Linked DNA regions of Homo sapiens: region 1 is linked to region 2. The links are chromatin loops, found by intact Hi-C in ENCODE. Cell type or tissue: sigmoid colon. All regions are shown on one strand. Links, peaks and the distances in the headings refer to the core of each region. The heading gives the core; the rest is flanking DNA. Region 1 overlaps EPS15L1 (epidermal growth factor receptor pathway substrate 15 like 1). Region 2 overlaps LINC00905 (long intergenic non-protein coding RNA 905).

Region 1 (5,371 bases), core at 193-5,192, 340 kb after region 2:
ATGCAGCCGTCTAGGCTTCTAGCGTTTACTCATACCAATGCAGCCGTCTAAGGCTCTAGTGTCTAGTCACACAGACATGGCCCTCTAAGGTTCCAGGGTCTACTCACACACACGCAGCCATCTAAGGCTCTAGCGTCCAGTCACACCGACGTGGCCATCTAAGGCTCCAGGGTCTAGTCACACAGACGCAGCCATCTAAGGCTCTAGTCACACTGACACAGTCACACTGACACATCCAGTCACACTGACACAGCTATTTGAGGCTCTAGCTTCCAGTCACACCGATGCGGTCGTCTGAGGCTCTGGCATCTAGTCACACAGATGCGACTCTCTAGGTCTCTACAATTTAGTTGCACAGACATGGCCGTTTAGGCCTCTGGAGTCTAGTCAGAGACGTGGCCACCTGTGTCTCTGGCAGCTAGTTATAGAGATGCAGTCATCTAGGCCTCTAGCATCTAGTTACAGAGATGCATCGATCTGGGCTATTTGCGTCCCGTCACAGAGATATGGCTGCCTCGGACCTTGTGTAGTCCTAGAGTCGAGGTTGCTCGGCCCAGTCAGAGCCACATCAGAGACAGAACAGGGAGGTGGCCCCTCTAAGAGGCAGCCTACCCATTCCAGGTCCCCCCGATAAGGGCAGTGGCAGGTGCCCCCAGGGAGGGGAAGGGGCCCCAAAGGCTCCTGCACAGATGACCCCACCAGATCCCTTCCCTGGGCTTCACGCCGCCCTCTGAAGCTGCCCAGGCAGGAGACACTCGCTCTGTGCTGATCTTCTCACCTAATAATAGGCCCAGTGACCTGGCAGGGGGTCCCACTGTCAGCACCTCTGCCTTACACACAAGGAAACTGAGGCACACAAAGGAGGCGCAGCCTGCCCACATCACACAGCAGGTCCACGGCGGATCCAGGGCTGCCACATCGTCTGCCTCCCAGGCTGGGGCCACCAGACGCTGCCCTCAGCTGCCGAGGGCCACCCCAGTGGTGGGTCCAGGGCCTCGTCCTGGGCAGACTGTCCTGCCCAGGCTGGAACCCCAACCCTGCCACCTACTCAACACCCTGTGCCTTGGTTTCTTCATCTGTAAAATGGCAAGAGTGACAGAGCTCGGAAGGCTCCGGCAAGAAGGAAATGAGGTGCCATGTGACAGGCATCAGTCCACTCACTGGCACTAGATAAAGTTGGCACATGGACCACACGACAATGATCACACCAAGTACGAAGCTGCGATTGGAATCTGGGAGTGCCCCCATCTGCTGCCCCAGTTGTCCCCAGGCCTGTCCGAGACATGAGGGGCAGTGTCGGCCTGCAGCTTAGCTTTAAAATGGGCCGTTTAGGGTCGGCTGTTTGGGAAAGAATGGGGGAAAAACACTGGCCCGTCTGTGGGTGCTTCTGCGATTCATGGAACATGTCCCTGGGCCTAGGGCCCGTGCGAGTCCCCCGCGGCCTGGGATGGGGAGCCAAGCAGGTCTAGATGGGAAGTGGTGTGACCGGCTGGGCCTTGTCCTCCCTGGGCATGTGCTGGCTTCTGGGCCACATCTCCAGACTCGGAGTGGGGCCTCGGTTCCAGTGGCTGCAGTGAGCCTTTCTACCCTCTGTGTCGCGCAATAGGACCCGGGCAATAAAACCACACTCAGCCTGGACGTCCAAAGTTGTAAGACCTGGTGACACACTCAAATCAGAGCCGCCTAACCCTCCAGGCTGACCGGGGACACCTCGGGCCAAGCCGGCTTGGCGCCTCCCATGTGTGTTTAAACCCACGAGGCCAATTGGCAACTCGCGAGGCGACAGGCTTTCAATAAACGCCTGGCACTGCCTCCGCAGTGAATCAGATCACTCCTAGCTCCAGAATGCCCGCGTCATTTCCGAATCCCAATTTTCATGACTTCAAGTTTCCCAAGAAGCCTCCTTGGGGACTCAACTCTTTCCTACTCGGGCAGCGGCTTCAAGGAAAATCTCTATTTTTAGAAAGGTTTCAGTAAAGCTGTCAGGGGCTCTCTGGGCTCGGCAAGAGTGAAGTGTGCTTAAAATAAAAGGAAGACAGAAAAAGCTACTATGAAAACCAGCTCTAAGAGAAACACGTTTGAGTTCACCAGTTGAAGAACTGGTTCAAAACAGAAGACTGAATTTGTAAACAGCAGCCCTAAATATCAATGCACAGCTTTAAACAATTGAGAAGTTGCTAAAAATGGGCTGACGACTAACCCAGTATTTCACAGATGGCTTTTTTTTTTTTTCAGGGCAGAAGAGGGTGAAATAAGTTGGACTCTTGTTTTTATTCTCAAATGCTCCCTGGAAACATACTTTGGGGAATCTGTTTTTAAAGTGAGCTTATGTCACATAGGCTTGATACTGTCTAGAAAAATCTCTTCAGGTGAGGGTGGGGCCTCAACTAAGAGTGCAGGCCCGAAGAGCCTCCCAAAGGAAACTTCTAGAATCAGGCTGTGGGCTGTGACTCTCCTCAGCAAAGCCACGCAGAGGTAAGGTGCTTCAATTCAGGGACTTACAAAAGGGCCTCCCTGCTCTGCTCAGATGGGGAAAAGTTGATGATGGTTTTTTTTTGTTTTTTAAAAAAACACCTTCTTGCCACTTTCATTTCCCTTAGCATTTTATTTATATCCACAATGTTGTTCTTGAAAAACAGATAGGTAACCAAAAAGGAAAAACAGAGCTGCAAGGTCAGGGTTGAGCTCAGAATGCGGCTGTACAAGTGTCATGAAGGCAGCTGATGGAACGCTGGAATCAAAACAAGATAGTATTGGAGACCCATTTTCCACAGCTCTGTCCAACTCTGTCCTGGCCCGGCACCGCCAATAGGAAGTGAGACCGGCTCTGAAATCACAGCTGCATGTGTGTGAAGAGCCCCTGGTTTCAGGGCCCAAGGACAGGCAGAGGGCGGTCATTAGATCCCGGCCCTAGCTCAGGCTCTGCTAGCTCTCCCTCCCTCTGCTCACAGTGAGAGGAGGAAGACAGATCCAGCCTCCCAAAGGAAGAGGAGTCCACTTGCGACAACCAGAAACGACCAGGACGCCTGAGGGACTGCTGCCACCGTGTGGCCAACGTTTTCTGCTTTCGGGAGATGGTTTCCCGCCTGCCCAGGAGCCTGTGCACTGGGCCCTAAATCTTCTGCCAGTCCCAAACCGTGTCACAGCGTGGCATATGAGGGATGGAGGCCTTCTCCGTGTGCTGGAAGGAGGGGGGCGCCATGCCAGGGCCTCTGGGCTCCCTCTGCCCAGGCTCATCTGTGTAAACACACACCCTGCCTCGGTCAGAAGTGGGATCTGCTGCGCCGCCAGGGCACGCACACACGCGTCTTTGAAAACCTGAACAGAATCTCAAGTGCTTCTCGGAATCTGTGTTCTGTGATCACAAGTTGCGACCGCTGCCAACCCCAAGATGCTCAGAGACTCATCTGCTCCACCAGCTGAGTGAACACGGGGCAGCCAAGGGAGACTGCCCAGTCACACTGGCACCTGGGGCACCTGGGCATGGGGCCGGTGGGGCCCCGAGGGGGCCTCATGCCTGGGGCACGCGTCTTCCAGGTACTCCCGGGGCTCCCTCCCCTCACCACCTTCAGGCTGACAGCAGCGCTCACAGGGACTGGGCCCAGCTGCTCCAGGGGACCCCCCACACCGGCCACCCCTTACCACCTGGGCCATGGGCTCCAGGAGGGGGGCTGTGTTCTGCTTGTGGCTACTGCCTCTTCCCGCAGCGTGGATAATGCCTGGGCCTCTGCAGGTGGAACTCGTGAGGAAAGCAGGCCCCTGCAGCCCCCCGAAGACAGAGCCCATCTGCCCCTGCCTGGGGGCTGCCGAGAAGGGACAGAGTGGACGCAGGTGTCAGGGACGGGACACACCTCATCTGCTTTCCTTCATTCCTGCCAAAGAAAAATGCTCCTCACTCAAACAGGGAAACATACAACTCACAAGGAAGCACAATGGTGCCGCAGCCCTGTCCTTCCCACTCACCACAGCCCCCATTTCCAACTTTCCAGCAGTTTCTTCCGGAAGGCACCTCAGTCGTAAGGGGCTTCTATTGTTGTTTTTTGACTTGTCCATTCTGGATGTTCCCTGTTGAATTCTCTATGCTACCTTAAAGATGAGCTCCAACCACACTGCCAGCGTCTGGAGAAGCCCTACAGCTGTCTGGGACCAGAGCCACAGTGAGTTCAGGTCACCGTGTGGTGAGGGCCGGACACCAACGGGTCCAGTCTGGTAACCAGCCTCGCTGCTGTCCTCCTTCAACAGTTCACTCCTCACCTGTGGATCTGTCTGCATTTATTCAAGGAGGCCGGCCCTCACTTTTCAACACCCCTTGAGAGTTCTGTCACATGGGCGACTCTGAACACTCGCTGGCCCACTTTCCCTGGACGCCTCGCACCTGCAGGCCTGCTGCCCATGGCCCTCTCGAGACGCCTGTGCCCAACGCCTTCTCAAGTTTCTACTCGGCCATGGCAATGACTTCACCGTCTGAGACCTGATGGTCGTCAGACACCAGTGGGAGCCAGGGGAGCCCAGGGCACCTATGCCACTGGGAAGGGTCAGGGCTCACCCCACGGGACTGCAGTGCATTGGATCACAGCCATGGATGCTTTCCAGACCTGACCTTGTGTTGGAAAGGTGCCGGGGAGATACATACGTGACATGAACAATTACGCCTGGCAGCCCACACCATGACAAGAGGCACAAAGACACTAGCAGAGGCGCGGGGGCTCCGTGGAGGGGCTTTACCTTGGACATCTGGCTGAAGTCGGCAAAGCCTTCAGCACTATTGAAGGACCCACTTCCGAAGGGATCTAAGGTTCCAAAGGGATCTGCAATCGGCACCAACAAAGTCAGAGTTACAGGTCTTTAAGAGAACATGCCTTCTGGGGTGGAGGGGAAATGCTAGATGGCCCCTGAACCAGGAGACTCAGGAAGGCTGCATTTATTCATTAGACACGTGTGTCTGCATGAAGGCCTCTCAGCAAGGCCCCCCTGCCCACTCTGGCATGGCAAGACGGTTTCTCACTGTGACGACCACTCTGGGAGGGCCAGCATCATTCACGGTCATCAGAAGAGTGACAAGTTGCCACAGAGGCGTGGCCCCTGGGTCCCACTGGGTCTCAATGGGTCAGGAGGCGAGGAGCAACTCCAGGGCGACCTGCCACCCACATGATTTATACAGGGTGGTGTCTTTGGATAGAGGTTTTTGCTGTGTTTTCTCCTCTAACCTGGAAGGGATTTGCCTAGAGTACTGGATACACTCGCCTATGATACCAAACACTGCTACCCGCCCCACGCAAGCTGCAGGACCAAGCGGGGCCTGTTCCCAAAAGAAAGGGGGTGTCCACAGATGCTCCCATTGCATAAAGGCTCGAGCGTGCATCTGCGAGTT
Region 2 (5,371 bases), core at 220-5,219:
AGGGCAGTGCCGTGGGTGAAACCCCCTCCCTCGGGAGGGACTCAGTGTATACGGTACTAAATCTGCATAGCAGGGCCATATTCAATGCACTTCTCCTCCTCCCAGTAGCTCTCTGGGGTGCAGTTGATTTCATCTCCCCTACAAATGGAAGAAAGGAGGCTTCTAGGACAAACCCCCTGCCTGAGGTCACCCAGCAGCCAGCTGACCTCGTCCTTACTAAGTCCCCACTAACCAGGCCCCCACTCACCAGGTCCCCACCCACCAGGTCCTGTTGACTAAGCCGGACTGATCGTGTTCTGTGCTGACCAAGCCCTGCAGACTGGGTCCCACTGATCAGTCCCCCCCAGTGACCAAGCCACCACTGACCCGGTCCCCCGTGACCATCTACCCACAGACAAGGGCCCATCTTCTTAAGTCAACCCATCTAAGAAAATGGGTTTGGCCCCAGACCAAAGCCATTTTCTTAAGTTCCATGGAGCTCACTAGGGTATAAAGCCAAGTGGGGAGAGGCTAAGCTTCAGAATCTGGACGTTTTCAACATTTCCAGGTATTTCCACATTCTTCACAGTGATTTCACCAATGTGCTCTCCCACCATTGAGGGTTTCTACCTGCCTCCAAAACTGCTGGTGTTGCCAGACTTTTCATTTATGTTGGGTGTTGGGTTTGAAATGCCTCATGGTGGCTTCTTGTTCCTCATGACTGGTGAGGTTGGGTGCCCTTGTATTTTAATCCTGTGCCAACTGGGCCCCCCCACCCCCACCCCCGCCACTTGCTGTCTCTGCTTCGTAAGGAGATCTTCTTGCCCGGTCAACTCCGAGGGATCACAGGTTCAGGGGTGCCCCCAAAATGAGACACTTAGTGTTTGATGAATGAATGATGATGTTGAGGCCAGGAGTGAGAGGAAGGTCAGCAGGCAGACAGGGCCCATGTGGACAGAAAGGGTTTATTCCAAGTCCAGACATGACCAATAGCGATAAAAAGGGGGAACAATTGGAGTAATCCATGGGAGAAGGAGTGAGCCTGAATTTGAAAGATGGAGAGAACTGGACGTGGAGGAGGGGAGGGAGGAAGGCAGAACAAAGGAAATAAGAAGCTGTTGACCAAAATACATATGTTGTGATTCCATGCATATGATCAAAACGTGATCGTGTAATCATGCACATTTCTCAAATTCAAATGGACAAGGTATACATAATTTTTCCCATTCCTCCCACGAAGCACAACTAAAACCCTGGGCCAGACATCATACATAAAAACATAAGACTCTGAATAAGATTCAGCCTTTAAAAACAAAGCTTGTGTTTACGTGGATGAACCCGGAAGACGTTCAGTGAAATAAGCCAGGCACAGAAAAACAAATACTTCCTGTCTCACTTGTGGAATCTAAAAAGCTGAACTCCCAAGTAGAATGGTGGCTCCAGGGACTGAGGGAGGGAGGAGGGACTGAACAGATATTGGCCAAAGGGCACAAGAGGAATTGTTCAACATGGTGACTCTAGTCAATGTATTTTATTCTTGAAAAATGCTGAGTAGTCTGGGCGCAGTGGCTCACACCTGTAATCCTAGCACGCTGGGAGACTGAGGGGGATCACTTGAGGCCAGGTGTTTGAGACCAGCCTGGGCGACATAGTGAGACCTCATCTCTTTTTTTTTTTTTTTTTTTTTCAATATAAAAAAACTGAATTGCTGAGCAAATTTTAAGTGTTCTTACCACAGAAAAAGAGATAAGCATGGAGGTATGGTCACGGGTATGTCAAGGAAATGTTAAATTAGCTTGATTTAGATATTTTACGCTGTACGCCTATGTCAAAACATGTTCTATGCATCATATTTACAACTTTGTCAAAATAAAAAGTGATTGGGAAATTGGATCAAACTAGAAAAATGTAAGACTCTGAATGATGGAGGGAAGGCAGACACAGTGGGAATTTCAGGACCCAAGGAATGACACGAAAGTCAATTCTTTGGTGTTTTGTTTTGTTTTTCGCCACATACAGCCCAGGCTTGGACCTGAAGAAGCTGGCAACCCGCGAACGCCAACAGGCACAGTCGAAAAAAGCAAAAGAAAAATCCCAAACAAAATCCTGTTCTCCCTAGCCAAAGGACCAGGAGAGGGGGCAGCCCAGCAAGACAAAACACATTTACACAATTCTGGCTAACCTCAGCCAGTCCTTGGCCGTGAGTTCGTTTTTCTGCCACCTCACTTTGGGGCTGGGCTGGTTCTCCACCCTCGCAGGGTGCGTTTCTCAATCCAGACGCTGGGGGGCGCTAGTACCTCGCGAGCTCCGCGAGGATCATTCCCGGGACGCCGCGGAGTCACCTCCCCTCCTAGGGACCCAGAGCTTCCCAGGGCCGCGCCTGTAGGTTTTCCAGAGGTCCCCGAAAACGTTAAAGACCTGGAAGGAAAAAAAAACTGTAAAACCACACACTTTGATATTTGACAACGTAAAAGCAAGGCTGCAAAATCAAAATCAATGAACGCTTGAAGGAAATGTCTACTTAGCTAGACATAGTGCCACCTGGATTCACTGTTGGCTCCAGAATCCCCCCCACGGTGTCATCACGTTGGAAAGTTTTTGTGGGTTAGATGTTCTCTGTTGGCAAGAATGCCTGTACATGCCCAAGAAGCATATGAGTTTAATGGGACCCCAATAACTTCAAAAGCAAAAAGATAACGATCCTTTCTACTTTTTTAACTTTGTGTGTGTGTGTATCAGGGTCTTGCTCTGTTGCCCAGGCTGGAGTGCAGTGGCGCAATCACAGCTCACTGCAGCCTCAAATTCCTGGACTCAAACCGTCTTCCCACTTCAGCCTCCCAAGTAGCTGCGAGGATGCACACCACCACGCCCGACTAATTTTTTTTATTTTTTTAGAGTCAGGGTCTCACTATGTTGCCAGGGCTGGTCTCAAACTCCTGGGCTCAAGTGATCCTCCTGCCTCGGCCTCCCAAAGTGCTGGGATTATAAGTGTTAGCCACCGCACCCAGCTTCTTCTTGTTTTAACAGGAAGAAATACATTCAATGTGAGTGCCTTTTAATGTTTGATATTAAACAAGTCCTCCACGAGTGCAGGTACCCAGGGATGTGCCATACAGCCCTCTGCCTTCACCTATGCTGTTCCCTTTGGCCTCCATCACCCTTCCCTTCCCACATCAGCCAATTCACCTCCCATTCATCCTTCATATTTTAGCTCAGTGTTACCACTTCAGGAAAACCTTCCCTGGTCCCAAGGGACAAGATACTGTTTGTCTTCACCTGGAACATCCTAAGGGCTCAATAACGAATGAATGAATGAATGAATGAATGAATGAATGAATGAATGAATGAACACAGGTGCATAAGCATGATAGGCTTGTCCTTGTAGGGCCTTCCCATGCCACTCAAAATACATATGACCTCATTGCAAAAATATGAATACTGGCTCACAAAGTCATCCTGCAAAATCAGGCACATTCAACAACAGCCCTGTGCTGAGCCGTGTCGGGGCAGTAGAGAAAGCTCAACCCAAAACCCTACTCTTGAGAGGCTCCTCTCTGGGGGTTGGAGCACAGAGCCAGACACAGACATCACTGGCCTGTGTGTTCAATGAAGGAAGGGAGGGAGGGAAGGAGAGAGGCCGGGATGAATGGTTGGATGGGTGGATGGATGAAGGGATGGAAGGATGAATGAGTGGATGGATGGATGGATGGATGGATGGATGGATGGATGGATGAATGGAGGAATGGAGGGATGGATGGATGAATGGGTAGATGGATGAATGGATGCAGGGAGGGATGGAGGGATGGATGGGTGGATGGATGAAGGGATGGAGGGATGAATGGGTGGAGGATAGATGAATAAACGAATGGATGGAGGGATGAAGGGATGAATGGGTAGATGGATGAATGGAGGGAGGGAGGAAAGGAGGGGTGGATGGGTGGGTGGATGGATGGATGGATGGATGGATGAATGGGTGGAGGATGGATGAATAAACGAATGGATGGAGGGATGAAGGGATGAATGGGTAGATGGATGGGTGGATGGATGGAGGAATGGAGGGAGGGATGGATGAATGGGTAGATGGATGAATGGATGGAGGGAGGGATGGAGGGATGGATGGGTGGATGGATGAAGGGATGGAGGGATGAATGGGCAGAGGATGGATGAATAAATGAGTGGATGGAGGGATGGATGATGAATGGGTAGATGGATGAATGGATGAAGGGATGAAGGGAGGGATAAAGGGATGAATGACTGGGTGGATGGATGGATGAATGAAGGAATGGAGGGATGGGTAGATGGATAAAGGGATGAAAGGAGGGATGGAGAGATGAATGGGTGAATGGATGTTTAGGGATGGGCCAGAGCAAGGGCCCGGAAATGGGGAGTAGTGACAGGAATATGTCCCATAGAAGGTGCTTGGGCTTGGTATGGAAAGCAGGGTATGAGGAATCGTCTGTAGGAACAGGGACATTCCAAGCAGAGGAAACTGCAGAGGCAAAGGCCCTGCAGCTCAAGAAAACCTGGTTTCAGGATACAGTAGGGAGTGGGAAATGACTACAGAGGAGACTGGCAAGGACAAGTGGAGCCAGGTTGTGAGGGACCCATCCACGACCCTTAACCATGAATTTTGCCCCAAGGCATGCATCAAAGTACTGGCTATTCTTAGTATCAGTATTAAGATGGTATGACACACCCAAGAGTTTATTATATGCTAATAGCTTCCCCTGTTAATTTCAGTTTGGAAAACATGTTTTATAGTGTTCACACTACTCTGGTGGTGCAATATTTAGTTTTTAAATCAATATGCCTGTACAAAACTGTTACACAATGGCCCACAACTGTAACCCCAGTGCCTTGGGAGGCCAAGGCAGGAGGATCCATTGAGACCAGGAGTTTGAGACCAGCCTGAGTAACACACATAGTGAGACCCTATCTCTACAAAAAAAAGAAAAAAAAATTTTTAATGTTGGAACATGAAAAGATGTTCAACATGATTAGCCATCAGATAAATGCAAATCAAAACCAAAATGAGGCCAGGCATGTAATCCCAGCACTTTGGGAGGTGAAGGCAGGAGGATCACTTGAGGTCAGGAGTTTGAGACCAGCCTGACCAACATGGCAAAACCCTGTCTCTACTAAAAATACAAAAATTAGTGGGGAGTGGTGGCTGATGCCTGTAATCCCAGCTACCCAGGAGGCTGAGGCAGGAGAATCCCTTGAACCCAGGAGGCGGAGGTAGTGAGCTGAGATCACGCCACTGCACTCCAGCCTGGATGACAGAGTGAGACTATCTCAAAAAAAAAAAAAAGAGAGAGAAAGACTTCACACTTCACACTCCCTGAGGTGGCTATAAGCAAAAATATAACTACAAATGTCAGCAAGTATGTGG

The links. Hi-C counts contacts between places; a loop is a spot of excess contacts. Peaks named below come from ENCODE experiments on the same cell type or tissue, not always from the same donor. Only the 100,000 strongest peaks of a DNase experiment are listed, where the experiment ranks them.
Region 1: it touches region 2 in a loop (5-fold over the local background); 13 of 110 quality-filtered maps call a loop at or near these places.

The regions. Positions count from the first base shown.
Region 1 is chr19:16,380,404-16,385,774 of GRCh38, forward strand. It overlaps EPS15L1 (epidermal growth factor receptor pathway substrate 15 like 1), which reads right to left. Exons shown (of 24, transcript NM_001258374.3): 21 at 4,726-4,808. Among named protein-coding and RNA genes, the nearest start is that of KLF2, 58 kb to the left of the region's middle. RefSeq lists enhancers at 2,523-2,612, 2,865-3,366. In sigmoid colon, for the core only: CTCF peaks have their summits at 3,049 (motif pointing left) and 3,248; DNase peaks (open chromatin) are centred at 1,848, 3,018 and 3,638; H3K27ac peaks cover 2,444 bases.
Region 2 is chr19:16,039,441-16,044,811 of GRCh38, forward strand. LINC00905 (long intergenic non-protein coding RNA 905) reads left to right here. Exons shown (of 5, transcript NR_024335.2): 5 at 1,999-2,695. Among named protein-coding and RNA genes, the nearest start is that of LINC00905, 8.4 kb to the left of the region's middle. In sigmoid colon, for the core only: a CTCF peak has its summit at 2,256 (motif pointing right); DNase peaks (open chromatin) are centred at 1,451 and 2,251; H3K4me3 peaks cover 477 bases; H3K27ac peaks cover 989 bases.